Regions from separate parts of the Homo sapiens genome. Here regions 1, 3 and 4 are each linked to region 2. Evidence: read pairs that join two places in POLR2A ChIA-PET (ENCODE). Cell type or tissue: PC-9. All regions are shown on one strand. Each heading gives the region's core, and the rest is flanking DNA. Links, peaks and the distances in the headings are about the cores only. Region 1 overlaps ZNF213-AS1 (ZNF213 antisense RNA 1). Region 2 has its middle 7.9 kb from the start of DNASE1. Region 3 overlaps CLUAP1 (clusterin associated protein 1). Region 4 holds the start of VASN (vasorin).

What was found. Peaks named below come from ENCODE experiments on the same cell type or tissue, not always from the same donor. Only the 100,000 strongest peaks of a DNase experiment are listed, where the experiment ranks them.
Region 1: POLR2A ChIA-PET joins it to region 2 with 6 read pairs; 2 of 35 experiments call an interaction of 5 or more read pairs at or near these places.
Region 3: POLR2A ChIA-PET joins it to region 2 with 7 read pairs; 5 of 35 experiments call an interaction of 5 or more read pairs at or near these places.
Region 4: POLR2A ChIA-PET joins it to region 2 with 6 read pairs; 1 of 35 experiments calls an interaction of 5 or more read pairs at or near these places.

Annotation. Positions count from the first base shown.
Region 1 is chr16:3,123,464-3,129,483 of GRCh38, reverse strand. It overlaps ZNF213-AS1 (ZNF213 antisense RNA 1), which reads left to right. Exons shown (of 6, transcript NR_110900.1): 4 at 1-23; 5 at 174-236; 6 at 3,518-3,955. Among named protein-coding and RNA genes, the nearest start is that of ZNF213-AS1, 8.4 kb to the left of the region's middle. RefSeq lists silencers at 1-36, 1-45, 4,938-5,207 and enhancers at 1-104, 1,242-1,792, 4,648-5,127. In PC-9, for the core only: a CTCF peak has its summit at 4,754; a DNase peak (open chromatin) is centred at 5,043; H3K4me3 peaks cover 1,403 bases.
Region 2 is chr16:3,643,818-3,649,837 of GRCh38, reverse strand. It overlaps a transcript of DNASE1 not described here. Among named protein-coding and RNA genes, the nearest start is that of DNASE1, 7.9 kb to the left of the region's middle. RefSeq lists enhancers at 3,295-4,048, 4,049-4,801, 4,802-5,555. In PC-9, for the core only: no CTCF peak of the experiment used is centred there; a DNase peak (open chromatin) is centred at 3,357; H3K4me3 peaks cover 377 bases; H3K27ac peaks cover 1,145 bases.
Region 3 is chr16:3,534,356-3,540,375 of GRCh38, reverse strand. It overlaps CLUAP1 (clusterin associated protein 1), which reads right to left. Exons shown (of 12, transcript NM_015041.3): 12 at 1,328-4,254. The coding sequence ends at 4,105. It overlaps NLRC3 (NLR family CARD domain containing 3), which reads left to right. Exons shown (of 20, transcript NM_178844.4): 20 at 1-1,343. Among named protein-coding and RNA genes, the nearest start is that of CLUAP1, 36 kb to the right of the region's middle. In PC-9, for the core only: no CTCF peak of the experiment used is centred there; no DNase peak of the experiment used is centred there.
Region 4 is chr16:4,371,450-4,377,469 of GRCh38, reverse strand. All of the region lies in intron 9 of CORO7-PAM16 (CORO7-PAM16 readthrough), which reads left to right. The region is part of intron 9 of CORO7 (coronin 7); the gene reads left to right. It overlaps VASN (vasorin), which reads right to left and starts at 5,622. Exons shown (of 2, transcript NM_138440.3): 1 at 5,477-5,622. RefSeq lists enhancers at 373-1,152, 1,153-1,934, 2,028-2,807, 5,415-6,020. In PC-9, for the core only: no CTCF peak of the experiment used is centred there; DNase peaks (open chromatin) are centred at 1,599, 2,359, 3,219 and 3,289; H3K4me3 peaks cover 2,729 bases; H3K27ac peaks cover 2,870 bases.

The DNA.
Region 1 (6,020 bases), core at 288-5,287, 520 kb after region 2:
GCTTTCTCTGCCACCCTCTTCAGGTAGTTCTGTAGCAGCGCGTTTCTCATGAGACACTTCCCTGTGAGCAGCTTTTTCTACCCTTGAGGATGGATTTCCAGCAAATTCTGCCCATGTGGTACCACAGCCACTTCTCTGCCATTCAGTGAAACTGCCGTTGTGCCCTCTTCAAGGTCTGGATCTAAGCCCAGGGACCAGGAAACCTCTTGCTTGAGTGCTGGAACTCAGGCCAGAAGGTATGGCTGCTGCTATGTGCTGTGACCAGAGAATCAGAGTTCTCTTTACTTCTTACCAGCCAACCTCTTGAAAATGCCTTTTTGTTTTTTGTTTTTTTTTGAGACGGAGTCTCGCTCTGTTGCCCAGGCAGTGCAGTGGCTCACTGCAACCTCCGCCTCCTGAGTTCAAGTGATTCTCCTGCCTCAGCCTCACAAGTAGGTGGGATTACAGGCATGTGCCACCACGCCCAGCTAATTTTGTATTTTTAGTAGTGACGGGGTTTCTCCATGTTGGTCAGGTTGGTCTCAAACTCTCGACCTCAGGTGATCCACCTGTCTCAGCCTCCCAAAGTGCTGGGATTACAGACGTTAGCCAGAGCGCCCAGTCTAAGCCCTTTATAGCTTAATTCTATATATTAAATTTTCCCAGTTCAAATTACTGTGTGCTTCCCTTCTCCTGATTGGACCTTGCTTGATACAAAATTAGTACAAGGAGTGGTCTCAAGAGATAGATGCACAAAGAAGGGATATGGGGACGGATTTGGGTATTTGGGCTTGAGTGCAGACTGAGCTCCTTGACAATGAGAAATAGGATATGTATTAGGGTTCTCCAGAAACAGAATAACAGAATCTATATATACATGTGTATGTGTGTGTATATATATATATATAGAGAGAGAGAGAGAGAGCTTTTATGTGTGTGTATATGTATATATATAAACACACACACACTAAGGTATTGCCTCACATGATTATGGCAGTCGAGAAGCCCCACAATCTGCTATCTGCAAGCTGGAGACCCAAGGTCAGTGGTGCAGCATTTTTTTTTCAGATGGGGTCTCCCTCTGTTGCCCAGGCTGGACTGCAGTGGCACAATCACAGCTCACTGCAGCCTTGACTTCCCCAGCTCAAGCAAGCTTCCCATCTCAGCCTCCTGAACAGCTGGGACTACAGGTGGACACCACCATACCCAGCTAATTTGTTCTATATATATATTTTTATATAGAGATGGCCTCTCCCTGTATGTCCTAGGCTGATCTCGAACTCCCCTGGGCTCAAGCTATCCGCCTGCCTCCGCCTCCTAACAGTTTTGTAATTTTAAGGCCTGAGAGCCAAAGGCCAATGGTGTAGATTCCAATTCAAGACTCAAGGCCTGAGAATCAGGAGCACAAGACCAGGAGATCAATGTCCCAGTACCCAGGTCTCAAGTACTCAGGCACAGAGAGAATTCAGCCTTCCTCTGCCTTGCTGTTCTGTTTAATTCCATACGGATGGATGATGCCCACCCGTGGTGAGGGCCGTCTGCTTTACTCACTCAGCCAATTCAAACGTTAATCTCTTCTTGAGAAGCCCTCACAGACACACCCAGAAAGAATGTTTAAGCAGCTGTCTGGGCATGCCTTGGCCCAGTATAGTTTAACATGAAATTAACCATCACAGGGTGCTGGTTATCCACGGCTTGCAGCGATATCACAATTAATCAAGCAGCCACCTGCAGGTGATGATGAAGTGCCAATGAAAGCATGTACCTGGTGGGAACAAGTAGCTGCTGCACTCAGCCATTATGGTGTCCACAGATGTATAATGATGATTATACAACCATGGTATGGGATACATTATTTTTAGTGCACTTGAGCATTTACAGTGAGAAAATGACAAGCCCAAGTCCCTTAGCTCAGTTCAAGTCATGGTCTGAGAACCTGAGAACTTCTGTGATAGCTTAGAAGCAGCTCTTATAGCCACAATACTGTCACTGAAAATCAAACACAAAACTTAACTGTAGAGTCGCTGAATAATAATGACAGCTAAATTCCCAGGCCCAACAAATCTCACGTGAAGGTTACTGCGCTGATTGGTAAAGAAGGTGATCCTGGCCAGGCACAGTGGTGCAGTCCTGTAATCCCAGTTACTCGGGAGGCTGAGGCAGGAGAATCGCTTGAACCTGGGAGGTGAGGTTGCAGGGGGCCGAGATGGCGCCACTGCACTTCCAGACTGGGCGACAGAGCGAGACTCTATCAAAAAAACAAAACAAAACGAAAAAACAGAAGGTGATCCTGAAATTCAAAGTGGGGATATATGTTTGGACCCAGATGAAATTGACAGTCTTGATTCCTTAGGTCACTCTGAGCCTCCTTTACCAGTAGAAGTAGTTTGCCCTCAGTATCTGAATAGAATAGCCTTTCTCTGCTTGAAAACCTTAGGATAACCTTCCCAGGGGCAGAAGACCTAAAAGGGGATGTCCATTCTCCTGAAAACCCACCACAATTGCGCTCCATTGCCAGTAAACTCATAACAACTAGGGTCAAATCTCAACACAATCTATATATGTGTGTGTGTGGAGAGAGAGGCTGCACAAGCGTGTGCAAGAGACAGAGAGAGAGGGGAAAGATACACGTTATGACCCAGGAGGAAATAGCTTATACACTAAAATAATTCACTTTGCTGATATAAACTAGCAGAAACCTGGGGGATAGATGCAAGAGTAGATTCTAAGGATAGCATACCAAAGTGGACAGAATATAAAAAGAGATGAGATTAGACCGGGTGCAGTAGCTCATGCCTGTAGTCCCAGCACTTTAGGAGGCAGAGGCTGGAGGATCATCACTTGAGCCCAGGAGTTTGTTATCAGTTTGGGCAACATAGTTGAAACATAAAATACAAAAATTAGCGGGGTGTTGTGGTGAGCACCTATAGTCCCAGCTACTCAGAAAGCTGAGGTGGGAGGGTCGCTTGAGCCTGAGAGGTCAAGGCTGCAGTGAACTGTGATCATGCCACTGCACTTCAGCCTGCGTGACAGAACAAGACTCTGTCACACACACACACAAAATGAGAAATCAAATTCAATGATATAGGTGCATTTAGTAGACTTCAAATTTAATGTTAGCGTGTGTGGCTGTTGGTGGCTTTTTAGCAGTTTACTCCATTGGTTGGCTGAAATTTGGACTCATTGGTGGCCTTCAGTTAACAAGGTTGAGATGGCTGAAGTGGCATGACAGGAAAGAAGGAAACCAAAGGCTCCTTTTCCTTAGGGAGATGGAAATGTTGAGTGGCCTTATCATGCATGACCTGTGTACCCACCCCATCCCCAGCTATCTTTTACCAGTAGACACTGGCTTCACTAAGTCTCTGAGAAAGGCATTAATGACAGGATCACCTGAATCCTTGAAGAGCTCTGTGGTTGCTCTGTGAGATCTGTGTTCATCTCCATGACTAGCCTAGGGCTTTGTTAGTTGAGAACATAAAAATTGCTGTCTTAAGTTACTGAGGTGCAGGCCATTCATTGGGTGCTGCCTTTACACCAGGCAGGAAGCCCGCCTGACCCCATGTCTCAGGCTGCCAGAGGAGCGTGCGATGAGGAAGGCTGGACTGTCTTCACAGGACACCAGGGAGAAGCCTCAAGCCACTGCCCCCTGACAAGTCGCAGCTCTCCAGCCTGTCTCCTCACTCCCCTCCCCTCCACATGGGGGGGTTGGGGTGGGGGCGGGGAAGGTTCGGGGCAGGGGTCATTTCAGCTACTGGGCACCAGTCTCCTCCTCATGTTTATCCTGTTCCCTTTGCTTGAAAGGTTCGTACTCCAGATCCTTGTAAAACCGCTTCTCACCCTTTGAGTCTCAGCTTAAATGTCCCCTCCTTGGAGGGGTCTTCCCTGACAATGAAGCTCCGACCGTCCTCTCCTGTTTTACCCAGTTCATTTCTTTCTGGCATTTGTAACTACTTGAAGTTAAAGTGTGTGCCATGTATGTGTCTGTCAGTTTCCCCCACCACACTGGAACCCCATGAGGGCAAGGGTCTTGTCTGGAATCTTCCTCACTTACAACTCAACATTTAGCAAAGGACCTTTGCTAAATTAACAGGCATTCATTTTGTATTTGAAAAATGAACTAGTGAGGCCGGGCGTGGTGGCTCACACCTGCAATCCCGGCACTTTGGGAGACCGAGGCGGGCTTGAGGTCAGGAGTTCGAGACCGGCCTGGCCAACATGGTGAAACCCCATTAAAAATACAAAAATTGGCTGGGCGCGGTGGCTCACGCCTGTAATCCCAACACTTCGGGAGGCTGAAGCGGGCGGATCACGAGGTTAGGAGTTCAAGACCAGCCTGACCAACATAGTGAAACCCCATCTCTACTAAAAATACAAAAATTAGCCGGGCATGATGGCAGGCGCCTGTAATCCCAGCTACTCGGGAGGCTGAGGCGGAAGAATCGCTTGAACCAGGAGGTGGAGATTGCCGTGAGCTGAGATCACGCCACTACACTCCAGCCTGGGCAACAGAGCACGAATCCATCTCCGAAAAACAAACAAAAAAACGAATGTGTGAGGAACGCAGCAAAGCCCCTACAGTTAACGTTTGCCGCCCTCTGCCCCTCAGGCACTCCAGAGCCGCGAGCCGCCTCGCACAGCCCGCGCGTTTCTTCTGCTCCCCCGGAAGAGGGCACGGTCTCCTTCCTGGCCGCTCTCTGCCGGCCGTACCGCACGACAGCTGGCAGCACCGTCAGCCCCTGCTCGGGAGCTCGGAAGATGCTCTAGCTCCGCGGCCAGTGCAGCGAACCCACCCAACCCTGGTGCAGGAGCCATTGCAGCAAATTGACAGGGAGTCCTCTGGGCCGGAAGTGGCCCTGGCCCTGCGCCGTATGCTCTCTAGGACTGCAGGAGGCTCGGCATCTCGGTGATAGACCCAGGAAGTCAGTGGCTGGGCGGGGCGGGCTGTGAGGACTGAGGTCTGTAGCGAAGGTCCAGCCCCGTGGTCTTCGCTTCGTTCGGCAACGAACGCCCAGCGAAGGGTAAGACGAAATGCTTCAAAGACAGGATCCTGGAGCAGTTGCCGGGGCAACCGTGCGGCTTGGGGCGTGGCGGTGAGGGGAAAAGGGCCGGGCACAAACTTCAGCCGTGATTGGCTGGTTCTGCTGGAGCCGCCTTTCTCCCCGCCCCGATGCCTGAATGGCTAAGGGCAGGGGGGCGTGGCCTCCTGGATTCAGTCATGCCGGCGACGGGGCCGCCGAGCGAGAGGCTGGGTCCATGGGACCCTGCAGGCTCTGGGCTTCGCTACACGGCCGGGCCCGGGAACTGGGAGACGGTGTCCTAGGCTAGGACGGCGCTGAGGCCGACGCCCCCGGCCCAGAGGGGCAGCGCCGACAGCCGATCCCTGAGCGCTTGCAACAGGAACCTGGGGCCGCAGGGAAGCAGGTGGGAAGCCAGGATGCATACATCCTGCCTCTCCGCCTCCGCCCTCACCGTGCTCCTGACACCGCATCAGTGATGATCTGGTGGAGTTCTCCAGTGGCCGAGAAGCCCCGAGGAAGCCAGGGAAACCGCTGAACCTCCTCATCCTCTACCCAGGGAGACACCAAGACCCTTACCTGGCTTCTTCCCTCCAGCCTCCTACCTCTCAGTGACGCCCATCACCTACCAAACTATGAGCACCCTTCAGCCTGGCGTTCCAGGTCCTTCCCTGGCACAGCCCCTACTCCTCCCTGTCTTATTTGTGCTTGTCGAATATTTCCGAAACTGCCAAGTTCCACTCTTAAGATACTCTTTCCAGATCTATCCCACAGTGGGGCCTCCGGAGGGATCCCTAGAGGGAGAAGTGGGCCAGCCATAAGGAATGGCCATCTGCAGGCACCCTCCACGGGGCCCTTGGAACCCGTGCTCCTGCACTCTGCCACGAAAGGGGAAACGTTTCACCAGGAAACTGTCTGCTGTCTGGGCTCCCTGGAGGCCAGAGTGAAGTTTTTAAATGACTCCCTAGATCACTCAACGGTCTTTTTTTTTTTTTTTTTTTTTTTTTTGGAGACAGGGTCTTGCTC
Region 2 (6,020 bases), core at 531-5,530:
GATTTAACTTAAGAAGCTCCTCGCCCTGAGAGATTCCTTTATCCCACAACACTTGACTCAGATGGGGCAGAGGGTCCCAGGACACTACCCAGGCCACAAGATAAAAACACAACCTGTCTCCTCCGGCACCACTATCAGGGATTTCTTTTGGCTTACTATTAAAATAATTATTGAACCTTAATCAAGAGTGCTCTCAACTGAGAAAGTGTGAAGCTTCTGATCTGACATAATGCATATGCCTGAGTTAGATTTCCTACTTTACTGAATATAACTTCTTTTCTATCCTTCATCATTCACCACTGCTTCAACGTTCTGTCACAAAGAAATTCTCAGTTCTACAAATTGCTACTGAAAAGAATAATTGCAACAGATTAAACATATCACTGTGTTTCAATACATAAGTTCATGTTGACATAAAATAATTATCAGCCACCTTAGGGGGATGCTAGGAACTCAACTTGTTCTTCTGCAAAAAGGCAAATAAAGTCAAAGGATCAAGGCGGTATTCTGCCTTTCCTATGCAAAAAGGACTGCCCAGTAACCCATAGCTCGAGAAGGCTCTCTTTAGATAGGTGGACTCCAGCTAATACACGAGGAAGGAATGCTAGACCTGAAAGTCACCATTTTGCCGTCCCTAATCTCAGCCCTGATGTAGTGGCTGCTAACATCACAAAAGACAGCCTCTGTCCCTTCTAATCCAAGACCACACACAGCAGCACTTAGGAGAGTTCTTGCCAAAACAATCTTGAATCTGATCAAACCTCTAGATCTAAATGACAACTTAAAGCAAATACAAGGACAGAGGCTCACGTTCAACAGCACCATGGGGACACGGTACGACCCAGACTGGGAAATCGTAGATGGCAAAGGACAGGCTCATCAATAGATTTCAAAATGAAAAGAAGAAGAGAGGCAGAACTCATAGGTTAAAAAAAGTTCACATTTTGAGATGGATGTTAAATGATAATAAAACTTGAGATATATCCATAAACAAAATGTATGGACCTTAGATCCTATAAAACATCCAATCTTTTATTCATGCAAACAGACATTTGTGTAACAAATTATGTAAGAGGCAATCAGGGAAAGCAGAACACTGACCCATAACTGGGAAGTATTAATAGTAAACTCTTAAGTTTGTAATGGCTCTTATTGGTCCTTATGTTTTGTTTTTAAAGAAATTATTTTAGGAACAGGGTCTCACTACGTTGTCTAGGCTGGAGTGCAGTGGCTTTTCTTTCTAGGCTGGAGTGCAGTGGCGCGATCTTGGCTCTGCACTGCAGCCTGCCTCTGGGGTTCACGCGAGCTTCGCCTCTGGGGTTCACACCATTCTCTGCAAGCTTCACCTCTGGGGTTCATGCCATTCTCCTGCCTCAGCCTCCTGAGTAGCTGGGACTACAGGCGCCCGCCACCACGCCCAGCTAATTTTTTGTATTTTTAGTAGAGACGGGATTTCACCATGTTAGCCAGGATGGTCTCGATCTCCTGACCTTGTGTTCCGCCCATCTCAGCCTCCCAAAGTGCTGGGATTACAGGCGTGAGCCACCGCATCCGGCCACTGCAGTGGCTTTTCACAGGCACAATTGTAGTGCACTGCAGCCTGAGCTGAAGGGATCCTCCTGCCTCAGCCTCCTGCCATGTGCCATCACACCTGGTTTTGTTTTCTTTTGAGACAGGTTCTTGCTCTGTTGCCCATGCTGGAGGACAGTGGTGCCATCATGGCTCACTGCAACCTCCGGCCTCCCAAGTTTGAGCAATTCTCCTCCCTCAGCCTCCCTAGTAGATGGGATTACGGATGTGCGCCACCATGCCTGGCTAAGTTTTGTATTTTCAGTAAAGACGGGGTTTTGCCATGTTGGCCAGGCTGGTCCCAAACTCCTGGCCTCAAGTGATCCGCCCGCCTCAGCCTTCCAAAGTGCTAGGATTACAGGTGTGAGCCACTGCACCCAGCCACACCTGGCTAATTTAAAAAAAAAAATTGTTCTTTTTTGGTAGAGATGGGGTGGGGATCTCACTGTGCTGCCCAGGCTGCTTTCCAACTCCTGGGTTCAAGTGATTCTCCTGCCTTGGCTTCCCAAAGTGCTGGGATTACAGGTGTGAGCTACAACACCTGGCCTTATATTTTACAGTCACATACTATTAATAAAATATTGAAAGATGAAGTGGTACAGTACCTGGGATTTGCTTCAAAATGCCAGCCCTGAGGCTGGGTAATGAGTACACGAAGATGTGTAATACTAGTTTTGAATATGCTGAAATTTTCTGGCTGCGTGTGGTGCCTCATGCCTGTAATCCCAGCACTTTGGCAGGCCACAGTGGGAGGACTGCTAGAGCTTAGAAGTTCAAAACCAGTCTAGGTAACATGGCAAGAACCTGTCTCTACAAAAAATTAAAAAGTTAGCCAGGCATGGAGGCACACATCTGTAGTCCCAGCTACTCAGGAGGCTGAGGTAGGAGGATTGTGTGAGCCTGGAAGGTAAAAGCTGTAATGGGCCATGACTGCACCACTGCACTCCAGCCTGGGTGACAGAGCTACTAGACCTTGTCTCAAAAAGAAAAAAAAAAAAAAAAAAAATCCCATGATTAGTTCTTACAATTCTACAAATCAAAAGCTTTTAAAGCAATACTGCCAGATGTGATCCAACATCCAAAAATAAGGTAACCATTAGTTAATGTTAAAAATGAAACCACACACAAAAAATTAAATGCCCAGGTTTCCATCTTAGAAACACCGTCTGGTCACGCCTGCTTAGGAAACACTCCCCTGCTGTCCTCTGAAGCAGGGGCTTTGTCTCACACTTCAGCTGTGGCTGGGACATCTCCCCTCAGACAGGTCTGATGGGCATCGGGCATCAGGCATCATAAACTTGCTGCAGCCACAATGGCCCCAGATTATTTCCTTGGCCTTCCCTGCTCATGTCTATAGTGCCACCACCATCCAGGTGCTAGAATACCTGAGATCATCCTAGGCCCCGCTCCCCCTCAGCCCCGCCCGCACCATGCACCCTGAGCCTGCACGTCCTCCAGATTCTGCAGCCTCCATACCACCCGTCATCACTGCCTCTCCCTTTGGCTGCCCTGCTTCCAGGTACATGTCCCAGCCGTCCCCACAGCTCTCAGAACATCTCGCAAATGTGTAATTAGATCTCTTTATTCCCCTACTTAAAATCTGTCACCAGTTTCTCATTGTCCCTAACACGAAATCCAATGCTTTCCATGACCTACGTGATTCTAAGCTCTGAGCCTTCCGCTCTGCCTGCAGAGCTGGGGCCTTCTTGTCATTCCAGTTTCAGCTTAAATGTCACCTTTTCAGAGGACATCCTCTCCCCACCCAACCCCTACACCCGCCATGGCCCCAGGTTCATCTCTGCCGGCCCATATGACTCATTTGCTCTGGTGTGTTTACTCAGGCACCTGTTTACCCTCGTTTATGGCCGGCTTATTTATGGCTGGCTTCCAGGAACACAAGCTCCAGGAAGCGGTGGCCAAGAAAGTAGTGGTCTTTCTTGCCCATGAAAATATTACTGGAGCAGAGGAGGCGCTCCACAGCCAGCCACTGGACACAGCTGAGCCACAAGCCCACCTCCTACCCAGCAGCTCCAGGTTCCCCGCAGACCCCCCCCAGAGAAAAACCTTGAGAACCCAGCACAGTGGACACTGCAGGGCATCCAGGTGGCACTTGGACACTCTGGGCACTGGGCTTGAGCTGACAGGAAGCTCCCAGGGTTGCAGTGGCTCCCACAGCCCTACAAGACCTATCTGCCCTCGGCTGGCTCTACTCGGCTGGCTCTACTCGGGGTTCTTTCTCTCCTCTCCCTTGGGAGGTGTTTGCTGGCCCCAGGGACAGAGCATCTTAGAGGACAAAGGGCTACTATCCTGTACTCAGGTAAAAGGCCAGTGTCTTTGCCGTGACAGTGTTTTAACCCCATGTCCCACAACCTGAGCAGGATGCAGTCATCACAGCCCAGTGCACTGCCCTTGGTCTGCGCCCCAGCCTGGTTGCGCCATCCCTCATGAATTAATTTCTGTTTATAATAAAGAAAGTGTTAACCCAGGATGGGAAATTTCTCAGATCACCACACATCAGAATCACAAAGACTTACAACAGCTGCACAGTCACGCTCAGCAGGCAGCAGGCAGCAGACCGCCCCTTCCCCAACCCGGCCTGCTATGGAATGTCAGCACTCGCCTTCTGCCTTCCACGAGGTGTGGGCCTGAACCACGGCATGTTGGCTCAGCCTCCGCCGGCTGCCCCGTCCCTCCCCACACGCTCCCAGTGCTGCCGCTTTCTGCATTCTGCTTTGAGGAGAGATGCAAATGAAAAGAAGTTTGTCTAAAAAGCCACTTTCTCACCAGGGAGGTTAGCACACCCGCAGCCTGAGTCCCTGAGGACAATGAGAACTCATATTCCCAATGAGGATTTAAACAAAGCCACAAGGCGAACTGCAACTGGACTCCAGTGTGCTGATGTTTCCAACAAGGGTCGCAATGAAAAGTAATCCCCCAATTCCGAAGCCACCTCGGTCTCTCCCAAGTACAAAGGCCTTCTCAGCAGGGCCCCCTCCCTGTCCAAGGCTAGGGGGCCACAGAAAGGAAAAGGGAGGGCGCCCTCAGGGTCCAGGAAAAGGACACACAGTGTAAAGTGGGCTGGTTGTGGTGGTAGTTGCAAGGGATTTTCTTTTTACTTTTTTTTTTCTTTTAAAGAAATGAGACAGGGTCTCTCACTCTGTCACCCAGGCTGGAGTGCAGTGGCACAATCTTGGCTCACTGGAGCCTCCCAGGCTCAAGTGATCTTCCTGCCTCAACCTCCCAAGAAGCTGGGACCGACCACAGGCATGCGCCACCAGGCCTGGCTAATTTTTTGTATTTTTTGTAGAGATGGAGTTTTGCCATGTTGCCCAGGCTGGTCTCGAACTCCTAAGCCCAAGTGATCCGCCTGCCTTGGCCTCCCAAAGTGCTGGGATTACAGGCGTGAGCCACCATGCCAAGCCCCACTATGTATTTTCTATTGACCTTTCTTCTAGAGCACTAATCCTTTTTTCAGCTGATTCCAATCTGCTGGTAAATACACCTACTGGATTTTTTATTTCTTTTTTTTTTTTTGAGATGGAGTCTCGCTCTGTCGCCCAGGCTGGAGTGCAGTGGCACATTCATAGCTCACTGCAGCCTCCACCTCCTAGGTGCTAGCAATACTCCCTCCTCAGTCTCTCAAGTAGCTGGGACCACAGGCATGTGCCACCATCCCCGGCTAATTTTGTAAAATCTTTATGTTTTTGAGACCCAGTGTCACTCTGTTGCCCAGGCTGGAGTGCAGGGGTGCAATCTTGGCTCACTGCAACCTCTGCCTCCCAGATTCAAGCGATTATCCTGCCTCAGCATCCTGAGTAGCTGGGATTACAGGTACCCGCCACCACACCTGGCTAATTTTTGTATTTTTAGTAGAGAGAAGGTTTTACCATGTTGGCCAGGCTGGTCTTGGACCCCTGACCTCAAGTGGTCTGCCTGCCTTGGCCTCCCAAGGTGCTGCGATTACAGGTGTCAGCCACTGCACCCGGCCTAATTTTAAAAAATTTTTAGTAGAGACAAGGTCTTGCTGTGTTGCCCAGGCTGGTCTCAAACTCTTCACCTCAGCTTCCCAAAGTGCTGGGATTACAGGTGTGAGCTACTGCACCTGGCTGAATTTTAAATTTCAGTTATTGTGCTTTTCTGTTTTAGAACTTCCATTATATTTTTTATGAATTCCAATTCTATGAAACAATCCATCATCTTATCTCTATTATTTAAAATAGCTGTGCTTGGCCGGGCACGGTGGCTGACGCCTATAATGCCAGCACTTTGGGAGGCCGAGGCAGGCAAATCACATCCTGGCTAACACGGTGAAACCCCATCTCTACTAAAAATACAAAAAAATTAGCCGGGCATGATGGCGGGCGCCTGTAGTCCCAGCTACTGGGAGGCTGAGGCAGGAGAATGGCGTGAACCCGGATGGCAGAGCTTGCAGTGAGCCGAGATCGCGCCAC
Region 3 (6,020 bases), core at 359-5,358, 110 kb after region 2:
TCATCAACTAAATAACCACAGAAAATATTTATGAAGACTATAAAGCAATGATTACTTTTGAATTGGAAAGGAATCACTATTATTTGAAATGTTTCTTCAAAAGTGAGCATCCGGACAGGAACCATCATGGATGCTGAGGCCATGGATGAAGGCCTACTCGGGAAGATGATATCCTTGCAGTCTCAAAACGGCACCCCACAAAGGTGATATCCTAATTTACAAAGGGAAAAAGGTACCTTAATCTGAAATCTGGCAAATGCAGCCTCAACAGAAGTGACAGAATTGAACATCGCCAATAATGGGACACACAGACATCACATGCCCCCAGTCTGATGCACCACGGAGTCGTCTCTGATGTATTCTTGTCAAAAAATGTTTGCCTGATTCTAATCATGAAAGAACAATTAGAAAAAATCCAAATTGACAGATATTCTGCAGAATAAATGGCCTGACCTCATCAAAAACATCAATGTCATGAAAAACACAAAACATTGCAGATAGCGTGAAATTAAAGATTACAGAGATATAATTTAATGCAAGATCTCTGACTGGATCCTAGACTGCAGGAAAAAGTCTGCTATAAAGAACATTTGGATCACTTGTAGTAGCTGGGAAATAAAACAAAACATTATTTGTAAAAGGGGGGAAATCTGAACATGGGTCTTGCAGTATTTATGACAGTTTTTGCGGGGCAGAGATTTCTAGATTGACAGCTGTTTTAGTACTTTCAAGGTGATGCTCTGTCTGCTGGTTTGCATTGTTTCTGTCTGAGTTAAGAGACTGGCAGAACACAGAGTTGCAGTAGCCAAACACTGGAGAAAGCTGGGCCCTACAGAAACCTAACGCTGAAGAAACCTCAGGAGCCAAACTGGTGGAGAAAACAAAGAGTCCTCCCTCTCTCCCTTTTCAAATAATGATCATACATCTTCAAGCTGTCTGAAATGGTTAAGGAGTTCAGTCTGTCGTCAGGCACACACCAGAGCCAGCTAGCCCACACAGACCCCATCAGAGCAAAACAGACAAGAGAATTTAATTCATATCCACATAGAAAGGACTTCTAGGTAGGAGGTAGACCCTTTAGCTCCCTTCCAATTAAAGGAGTCCCCAATTCTGGCACCTGAGAGTCCCCTGGGTCTAACAGCTATGATATTTATGTAGTGTGTTGCTTACCTAAATGAATACAATTTCCTTCCAGACACGTGACACTGATATTAAAGTGCTAATGAGAGGGATCTATTTCTTCTTGTACGCTAAAAGAGAAACAGCAGTTCAGATTTCCCATCAGAAGTCCGAGGACTTTGTTCTTGATAACTACTACCAATAAAAATTGAGTATTTGAAAAATTCCTTTGTATTTTCCATCCATACACATTTTTTTTTAAAGCATTTTAGGAAGTCCTCTAATTATATAGTAAAAATTGTCAGCAATGGCCTGCTAGTTTTCTATTTGACCTAATCACAACCATCCTCGTTAGGTCCTGAGGTCTGCTCTGCTGCTTGGCCAAAACCAAATGGTGCCAGGTCACAAAGCACTTGCACATGTGAATCCTGCATCCATTCTACAATGGGTCACTATTGACTGAAATACTTTAATAAAAATGATAGAGCACATAAAGCTTGCTGTTGACAGAAACTTCCGTGCTCAAGCAAGGCAGTGCTATACATGGTGAGACCTTGCACAAAGTCAGTTAACTAACAGATGATCTAGAAGCAGGTGACACAATGAAATACCCTTTGGAGCTGTTGCCTATGTCTGTGGATAGGCTCTTTGTAGCTAGGTTAGGCTTCTGTGTTAAAGTGTGTTAGAAGAAAGCATCACATAAGGAAAATAGAACTCTATTCGTATGTTTTTTCAAAACAGAAGTCAAGTCACATTCAGGCAAACCAAATCTGTAACATTCAAGAAGATGCAGTGACTCTTCCGCATCTTAGAGCCACGGTGTCTGAGGTGGCTGGCATGGCTCCAACACGCTGGCTTCCCTGTCAGTGGATCATTTACAATATGGTGCATTTCAAATTACTGGTGAATTCACTGAATACTGGCTGTTTTTTTTTTTTTAGGGGTAATCTTATACATAAAATTTAGGAAAAGAAAGAGAAAAAAGCAAAAATGACAGAAATAACTCAAAAGTTCCTAAAATTTATGTGTATCTTTTCGTACCTGTGAACTCCTGAATAAGTATTTATATCTGACAGGTACAAATACAATAATTATATTTTTAAGTAAAACCTATTTAATAATATGAAGTATGGTGTTAAATACATGTATTAAAAGATAAGTAACTTCAGAAGTCTTCTGACTTTTTAATTGTAAAATAAGTGAAAACTGTTTTGTGCTTTTTTATTTACTGTATGCTTTTTTTTTTTTTTTTTTTTTTGAGATGGAGTCTCACTCTGCTGCCCAGGCTGGAGTGCAGTGGCGCCATCTCGGCTCACTGCAACCTCCGCCTCCTAGGTTCAAGCGATTCTCCTGCCTCAGCCTCCCCAGTAGCTGGGGTTACAGGCATGCGCTACCACGCCCGGCTAATTTTTGTATTTTTAGTAGAGGTGGGGTTTCGCCATGTTGGCCAGGCTGGTCTCAAACCCCTGACCTCAGGTGATCTACCCACCTCAGCCTCTCAAAGTGCTAGGATTACAGGCATGAGCCACCACGCCTGACCTACTGTACGCTTTTTACAAGCAGCGTGCTTTTCTTTTTCTTTTTTTTAAAGACAGGGTCTCACTCTGTCACCCAGGCTGGAGTGCAGTGGCATGATCACGGCTCATTGCAGCCTCAACTTCCTGGTCTCAAGTGATTCTCCTGCCTCAGCCTCCTGAATAGCTGAGACCACAGGCATGCCCCTCCACACCTGGCTAATTTTTTAATTTTTTGTAGAGATGGAGTCTCACTTAGTTGTCCAGGCTAGTCTAAAACTCCTGGGCTCAAGTGATCCTCCCACCTTGGCCTCCTGAGTAGCTGGACCCAAGGGCGCTTGCCACCACTCCCAGCTAAGTACTTTTCATATTAAAAAAAAAGAAGAAGAAAAAAGAAAAAAACCAACTCCACTTCTAATTTCACAACAGAAAAATTCTTCTAGTGCTATTACTCTACTTAATTCAATCCTGTGTTGTTGTTTTTTTAAATCAGAAACATGAATCTGTACCAACACTTTTTCTTAATTGGCTCCTTCCCCTACAGAAACACTTAGGTAGCGAGCTGCAGGAAACCTGCCTTTGTCCCTGTGTTGTGCACTATGTCTTGCCACACTTTAGACAAAACAAAGCTCCTTTAGAGAAACCCTGGCTGGAGGGAAGAAAAGTGTCCCGGCTGTCATTGCCATGGGAGTCTGGAGTTTCTGAGAGGGCAGCCCAGGTCACCAGAGTTTCCAGATTTAGTACCAACCGTGGAAACATGAAGGTGGCTGTAATCCAAGGTGAACTGGACTGCCAGAGGAATGTCAGCTTCGGACAGAAAATGGAGGATTCCTCATCTGGAGCCTGTCTCTATTGCCTGATTTTCAAAGAAACCAAGTTTTCATTTAACTTTAGCTAACCTTCTTTCAGAAAAGTTTAGTTATTAAAATACATTTAATGCTTGGTATTGTGAACATGCAGACGAAAGAAAATAAGATTACAAAATGAAATAAGAGCTAGAATTAAAAGCCGATGTATAGGAAATGTTCTCAACTGTGCAAGTGATTAACAGCCAGATGTTCCCCTACGATTCCAAACATGAGTCCCCAGTGCCAAGTTCCAGCCCCAACTCTGCTGGAGTCTCAGAGAAAATGTATAGTAACAAAAGCAGCCAAGACTTGTGTGGCGTCAGCTCTTATTTCTTCTTGAGTTTTTGTCCCGTGGATGTGAATCACTAAGAACACATGCATTCCTCAAGTTTTAGAAGATAAATAAGGTGGAAAAAAATAAATCTTAGGGATTTGCTTCAATTCTTATTTAAGCTTCATGGAATGCAAACATAGGAGGCTAAAGCAGAAATAAGTATTGCTTCAGTGATCATGAGTCCAGCCAGCTTAGTAAACAAAACAGGGGTTACCTTCCTAACCTTCTAAGTTCCCATTTACCTACAAGTCTGAGGGTTTTAATCTGCCAGGGTCCCTTGGCAAAAGGGTCAGAAGTCATTGTCACTCTCATCCAGGGGTTCAGATTTCCGGACCCTTCGATTGGGCTTGGTTGGTGAGAGAGAAATGCTCTCGTCTTCCAAATCGTCATCCTCGTCATCATCATCTTCCATGTCAATTTCACTCTCCTCCGAGTCCTCCTATAGGAAAAAAATGGCAGATGCAACGGGGGATCCTGCCTCATTCCTGACATCTTGTCCTAAGACTCTCTGCCTCCCTTTCTATAGCAGCATCCCTGTGTGAAGGAAGAGGCTGGCAGAGTGGCAAGCAGGCTGTGGGAGGGCATACAGATGGGACTGAGGCTATGTACTGCCAGCTGGAATTTATCATCCAACCAGAATCCTCCAAACTGCAGGTGCATCTGGGTGTGGTGCTGCAGGGGCTGGCTTTCCCGCAGCGTCTAAGAAGCACTCTGCATCTGCGCTGAGGGCCACTGGACCTAGAGACTCCCCCTACAGATGGCAAGAAGGACAGGGGCTTGGAGAGAGGGAAGGGAGGCCTGTTTTGGCTTTTTGTAGATTGTGGATGGAAAGCAACATAGACATTGGTATAAGGAGCAAAGTGAATCCCAGCTACTCCGGAGACTGAGGCAGAAGAATCGCTTGAACCTGGGAGGCAGAGGTGCAGTGAGCCGAGATTGCACCACTGCACTCCAAAGCAAGACTCCATCTCAAAAAAAAAAGAAAAAAAAGAAAAAAAGGGAGCAAAGTGAAAGACACACCCTCTCTCTCCTCATCGGATCCAGGGCTCCAGGGTGACCAACTCAGCCCAGCTTTAAAACGGCAGTTCCTGCGTCCCATGTAAACCAGGATGGCTGGTCGTTCTATCTAGATCATTCCTGTCGGTGCACACTCATGCTGTAATTTCCTTCTTGAAAAAAAACCCCAAAGGTAATCCCACCTTCCTCTCCAGCTGCTCTGCCCTGTCTCTCTCCCCTCACACAAAGCTCCTGAGCGAGTCGTTGAACTCACTGTCCACACCTGTGCCCCTCACGACTGCTTCAGTTCCCCCGGGCTCTCACCTACTGACCCCAGCACTGCTCCTGTCAAGAAGGAAACATTCAACGGACTGGGATCGATTCTCAGGCCTCATCCTGCTTGAGCTGTGGAATCACCCCTTCATCCTTAAAACCCATCTTCTCCATCCCCCAGGGCCCCTTCTCTAGTCCAGGTCCCCCTTCCTCACTGCTGACGCCCCTCAGCCTCCTCTGCCTGCCCCTTCCTCCCGGACCTCTGCAGGGCAGATGCAGCTCAGGACCTTGGGTCGCCTCTCTTCTCATTCTACTTGCTCTCCCTAGGCAGTCACATCTATCCTTGTGGCTTAGATACCAACCAAATAAGGGTGGCTCCCAAAATTCAATCTCTAGCCCAGACGTGGCCCTTGAACTCCAGACTTAAATTCCACCTGGCTACTCAACCCTAGCATGTGGCTGTCACATTCAGAATGTCCAAAATCAAACTTTCGATCTGCCTTCCAAGCCCCTTTGTCAAGTCGGCCCCATCTCAGAAAATGAAACTCTGCTTTCTGCTGATTAGACCAAGCCCAGGCACCCTCATTTTTCTCTTTCTCTAACAGCCTATGTCCAATCAATTCACAAAACCTGATGGTTCTTAGAGAGACCCAGGACCTGACCATTTCTCAACACCTCTGCTGCCACACCTTCGGCCAAGCACCGTCACCTCTGACCTCCACGGGTGCAGGCGCCTCCTAACTGGCTTCTCTCAAACAGGGATCATCAGCTCTTGACCCTTCTGGGCTCATGATTCTTCAGGGCCTTCCCCTCACACTCAGAGAAAACAGAGTCTTCATCTCACCCTGCAAAGCTCTGCATGGCCCCTGCTGCCTCTCGCACTCACCCACAATCACACCAGCTGCCTCTGCTCCTCGATGCGAGGAGTGCATTCCA
Region 4 (6,020 bases), core at 332-5,331, 730 kb before region 2:
TAACAAGTTCTGGGAGCTGTCCCGCCCGCCTGGGGTCTGGGCGTGTGCTTGGTGTGTGCGTGGGGCTGGGGGCTGTCTACAGGTCACACGGTGGTTGCCGCCGCCCACCCACCCTCCCACCCGGTGATCCCAGGACCTGGGCTTTGATATTTGATCACTAGTCAGGCAGGGAGGTGAGACCTTTTCCTCTGCCTGGTGCAGGAGGTGTTCCGGAGGCAGCCCTGGGATTCCTGGGATTCGGGGACGTCGGGGGGTGGGAAGATGACGCAAGGGTCTGGGGCCTCCGTCCTCCACCCAAGTTCCTCAGCCTTGCTGAGTGCTGCTGCCGGCCTTGCTCCCTCCCTGGCACAGTAACTGGCATAGGGCGACAGGGTCCACAGCCCGGCCACGACCCCTACCTCAGCCCCCATTGTGCAGTGGGCGCTGCTCGTGGTGCTCGTGGTGCCTGTGTCTGGGGTGACTTGGTCTGTGCTCGGAGCACTTGCCAAGTGGTCGGTAAACATTCACTGCGGAGGGCGTCACTCATAAACGCAGAACTCTGCCTGCCCCCTGGGCGTGGGTACTACTAAGGGAGAGGGTTTCAGGCCAGCTTTACACAGATCAGACATCCCCACACCAAGGCTGCCCTTCACCCTGGGGGCTGGGGAGCGGGGGTGGGGTATCTCTGGTTCTGGAAGGGGGCACGTGGTGGGTGAGCTGTCCCTTGGCGGCCCCTTCAGCACAGGACTTCAGGGAGGGGCCCTATGAGTAAGGAGGACAAGGCACTCGTCATCTCAACTCCCAGGGGGACGCCCACCCACCTCTGGGGTACACCACACACGCCCAGGGTCAGGCGGGGACGGGCCAGGGGATAGCATGGCTGGGGTGGGACCCAGGCATCTGGTGACCACATCAGCCCCTGGCGAGAACATCTCACTGATTCTGGGGCAGGCGGTGTGCCTGCTGAGTAGGGGACAGGCTTGGACAGACAGATAGACAGTCTGAGGCCAGTACGCCCCTCCTGTGCCGTATGCTTCAGCGTGGGTGCAGGACAGGCGCTGCAGGTCTGACCCTGAGACTCCGGGCCCCCGCTCCTCATGCTGGCCCGCCAAGGCTCTGTGTGGCCGGTCAGGCCTGGCAGCAGCCCAGCCCCGGGAGTCTGCCAACCCCTCCAGGCAGGCGGGACTGTGCCGGCGGCCAGGACGGCTGGCTCCAGTTTCGCTGACGTGTCCGAGGAGGCTCAGGGCCCGGCTGGGTCCGCCCCGTCTCCCCTTCCTTGGGACACAGCAGTCCCAAGGGCAGGGCAGAGAGGTCAGGGGTCGTGGGCCCTCACAGAAGGGGCAGAGAGGGCTGGGCCTCGAGTTCCTCAGGGACTGCGGCAGGTAGACCCTCCCTATAGGCGCGGGGACCCCTGGCTGGTGATTGAGCGGGGGTCCCCATGGGTGTCAGCCTCTTTCTTACTCCATCCACCACCCCAAGCTGGCGCTCTTCATTCCACAGATAATGCCACAGCCAGGAGCTCAGTCAGGCACTCACACGCTTTGTGACCTCATCCAAGCAAGCTCCCCTCTCTGGGCTTCCGTCTCCCACCTGTGACGCCAGGGCTTTGCCCGCCGGGCTGCACATCAGAATCATCCAGGAAGCTTTCTAAAAAAAACCTCCATGCTGGGGCCCCACCCCCAGGCCAATTAAACAAGAAATTCTGCCGGGCATGGTGGCTCACGCCTGTAATCCCAGTACTTTGGGAGGCCGAGGTAGGACGATCACGAGGTCAGGAGATCGAGACCATCCTGGCTAACATGGTGAAACCCCGTCTCTACTAAAAATACAAAAAAATTAGCCAGGCCTGGTGGCAGGCGCCTGTAGTCCCAGCTACTTGGGAGGCTGAGGCAGGAGAATGGTGTGAACCTGGGAGGCGGAGCTTGCAGTGAGCCAATATTGCGCCACTGCACTCCAGCCTGGGTGACAGAGCAATACTCCATCTCAAAAACAAAAAGAATGTCTAGGAGTGAGACCCAGGCAGAGCTGTATTTTGGAGAAGCTCCTTGAGCGAGTCCTCCGCACAGCCAGGGTTCAGAACACCAGGACAGAGGGTTGCAAAGGGGACAGTCAGGATGTCAGCTCGTCTTCCTGTGCAGGGAGGAGGCTCTGTATCCTGGAGCAGGTGTGGACCAGCTGGCAGGGCTGGGAGAGGGGCAGGCACAGGGTCTTCCCTCCTCCCTCCACCCAGGAGGCTGGCCCGGCCCCAGGTGGGTGCCTTCAGTAGCACCGTGGGTGACTTGGCAGCTGCCAGACCTGTTAGCCCAGGGCAGGGAGACCAGTGACTAAGGCCAGGCCCCAGCTCAAGTGAGCCCCTGGGGCGGTGGGACGTGCCATCGTAGTCACAAGAGGTGCAACCTGTCAGGGAGGACACCTGTGGCCCTGGGAGCTGTGCAGTGGCTGCAGCCCAACTAGAAATGGGCCAGTCCAGATGCCACTTTCGGCACGCGGCAGGTGTGATGCCACCAGGGCTGGGCCCTCACACGGGGCCTCCTCACTGCCCTGTCCCCACCCAGGGGCAAGCACCCATCTAGTAAGGCCCTAACCTGCAATTAACCCTGAACTTGCCAGAAGAACACCTTAGTCACCAAGGAAGGCCGCCAGCCCTAAGCTTCCTGGGCCTGGGGGTCTGAGAAGGAAGTGGCCCTGGAAGGGGTCTTGCCCTTCTCAAGCTCCCCATGCCGAACCCCCCACAATCACCCAGGGTTCTTGGCCAACCCGTGGCAGAAATGGCGCCCCTGGGGTCTGTGAGCTGATCAATGGGCAGGCGGGATGGATTCAGGGAGGCAGAACAGGACCTGGCCACTGAACCACAACCCTGCCCCCGCACTGCTCTCAATGCCCAGCCGGGCTCGGGGCCCAGGGCCAGCAGGGGCCCCAGCGGCCGCCCCAGCCCCTTCCCGGTGTAGGCCGGCTCCCTCCTCCCTCCTTAATTAAATCTCTCAGGCAGCCCCTGAGGAATGTCAGAACCTTATTGCATTCCCCACGAAGAGTCTGGTGGGGGCCGTCCCGAACCCTGAAGAATAACTGGCCCCTCGCCTGCCCCCACCCCCTGCCCAAAACCGAGGTGGCCTGAGGGAGCCTCCTCCAGCCTCCTCACACCCAGGGAGGCTGGAATGAGGAAAAGCGGGGGAGGCCGGCGGCCCAGCGCGGAGGGAAAGCGATCCGGCTGACTCTGGAATGTGGAAACCGATAAAAGGAAGGAGGCTGAGGCCCTGCCCCTCCTGGTGCAAGCAGGCTCCCCCAAACACCCCCACCCACCCCCAAATACACAGCCCTGCTCCAGTCACGCGCACACAGACACGCCCACGCCAGACACACGCCCACTGGGCAGTGCTCCTGCAGACACACACACACACACACACGTGCACCCTCCCCCTTCTCCAAGAACTCACGCAAATTCCACAGCAGTGAGGGGAGCTGGTTTTCTTGGCAGCACAGAGCCTTGGGCTCCCCAGCCCAGGGAGGGGACTCTAAGGGCAGCTGATGGGGGGTCCAGGAGAGGTCACTAACAGAGTTAGGTGGCCTTGCTGCCCTCCCATGAGCTCAGGGCTGGCCAGTGGTCAGGGATAGCCATCCCTGTGGGCAGCCTCCCCTCTACACACCTCTGCTCACTGGCAGGACTGGCTGTCTGGCCTGCTGAGGTGGGAGCTCCCTCCTGGGCTCAGCAGGGCCCTGCTTTCTTGTTCCCAGAGGCTGCCCAGTGTTGTGTTGGGACCCACTTATAAGCCCAGGCAAGGACTTAATTTTCTGTACTTGGGACTTGTCCCAGCTCCCCCGGGGCTGTCAGTGGGGGTGACAGTAATGGGAGCTAGGAGCCGCGGACCCATCTCCTGCCCGGGGCATCTCCCTTGCCATCTCCCTGGCCCCTGGGCTGCGTGCCAGAGGGGCCTTCCTCGGGTAAGCACAGGTCTGGGCAGTGTCTGAGAGGCTCCTTATGCTGAATCCCATTCTCCCATTCCCAGAATATGGAGAGAGAGGTGCCATCTGGACAAATGCCCTGGGACCCCAGCCCCCAGCCCCATCCCCATCTGACCCTCCGGACCCACAGGTAGCAGGACAGCTGTTCCAACGTGCAGGAGACAGGGGCGGGGTGGGGACAGGCAGTGCCCGGCCCCCAGGCTGGCATGTGTGTGCGCATCCTCCCTCCCCAGGCCCAGGGGAGGCTAGATAATGGTCTGGAGGGGATCCAGCTGGGCTGCTCATCACCAGAGCCTCTTCCTGCCTCTGACACTCTGTTTACAGAAGCTCCAGGCCAACTCCCCTGGGAGAAGAGAGTAAACTCAGGGGACTGCTCCCCATCCCCCACCCGCCTGCCCCAGCTCTGTTGGGTTTTTGTCAATAGCTGGGCCCATCCTGGACTTTGCTGCCCCCTGGACTGGCCCTAATGGACCCTGCTTGGAAGGTCCCAGCCCGGCCACCCCTCTATGCCCTCAACACCCAAAGTACAGTCTAGTGTGAAGGGACCTTGGAGATTTTATCCAATCCCCAGCCCTGGAGGCTCTCAGCCTGGGGAAGGGGGCTCTAGGTCCCGCTGCCTCTCTCCAGAGCCTCACCTGTCCTTGGTGCAAAAGGCAGGCATGGGGACACCTAGACCCCCAGGACCTCTTCCTTCCACCCTGCACACTCCACCCCTGGGCCACAGCAGGGGAGGCGGTCAGTGACCCTGGTGTGGCAATCGTTAACGAATGGGGGAGAGGCAGAATGGTTGGCACCAATCGGCTGGCCTGCCAGTGACCACAGGGGACCTCAGCAGTCCTCAGGCCCCAGCACTGCCAGCCCAGGGACACAAAGGACTAGGCTGGCTCCAGGCCACTGGGTTTGCAGCCCAAGCAAAGCCCCTTCCCTGGCAGAGGCAGAGACCCGGCACCCTGCCTGATACCCGAAGCTCTAAGGGCCCTGGCCAGTACAGGTCCATCCCCCACCTGGAGGGATGGGCATCGGACGCCCACCAGCCACTCCCCGCCCCTCCCTAGGGCTGCATATCTGTAGCCCCCAGCTGTGCTTTGAGTGACAAGGGTCCAGAGGACCCCGGGCAGCCCTTCTGCACAGCAGCACCTACTGCCGGACCCCAGGAGGGAAAAGTGACCCAAGCCTGTGGCTTGGCTATCCCCCTCAAAGGGGTTTGATTCATAAAACTGGTCATGCCGGAGGCCCAGCCGTGGGAGGAGGAAGCATGGGACGGGGTGTTTATTTTGTCTGCTTGCAGCCTCGCGGGCTCACCGCACACTCAGGCGCGCACCCTGGCCGGCCGCGGGGCTGTCGGCGCCCCAGGACGGCGGGGGAGGGAGCGTACAGGGCCTGCCCGCCGGGCGGCCCAGGTGACCGTGTGGGGCTGGGGCCGCGGTCCCGCCCGAGAGTGCGTGTGTGCGCGCGGCGGCGGTCCCCGCGCGTGTGCACAGCCTGGCCGTGGCGCCCCCTTCCCCGCCCGCAGCCCCCCAGCCCCACAGAAACTCACCGGGAGGCGGCGGCGGCGCAGGGAGCCGGGCGGGGCAGGCCGCGGCCTCAGTCTTTCCTGGCGGGTCGGGCCCGAGGGGGTCCTGGGTCCCGAAGCAACTGCGTTCGAGTCCGCGTCCACCCGCCCCGGGCTCGGGCTCCGGAGTCGGCTCGCTGGAGGCAGGTCGCGCCTTAAGAGTCCCGGGGGGCGGGCCCGCCGCGGCAGGGGCGGGGCCTCTCCCCATTGGCCGGGGCGGAGCCGCGTGGAGACACGCCCCTTCCCCACCGAGGGGCTCGTGGGCCGGGTTGCCCTGGCCCTCACCCTGCGGCCACCTGACCTGCGCGGGGAGACCTTGCCCGTCGTGGGTTTGCCGGATGACACTGGGCAGGTTTCTGCTTTTTGTGTAAAAAGCGAGAGACTATTTAGGAATCCTAAGCGTCACAGCCCAGATGCCTATGAGGCACCAGGCAGGTGACAAATGCCAGAAGTCCACCCCAGGGCCTCTGCGGCCCTGGAGAGGCAGGATGGCGGGAGTGGGGCTGGTAAGGGCTGAGTCCTCATGACC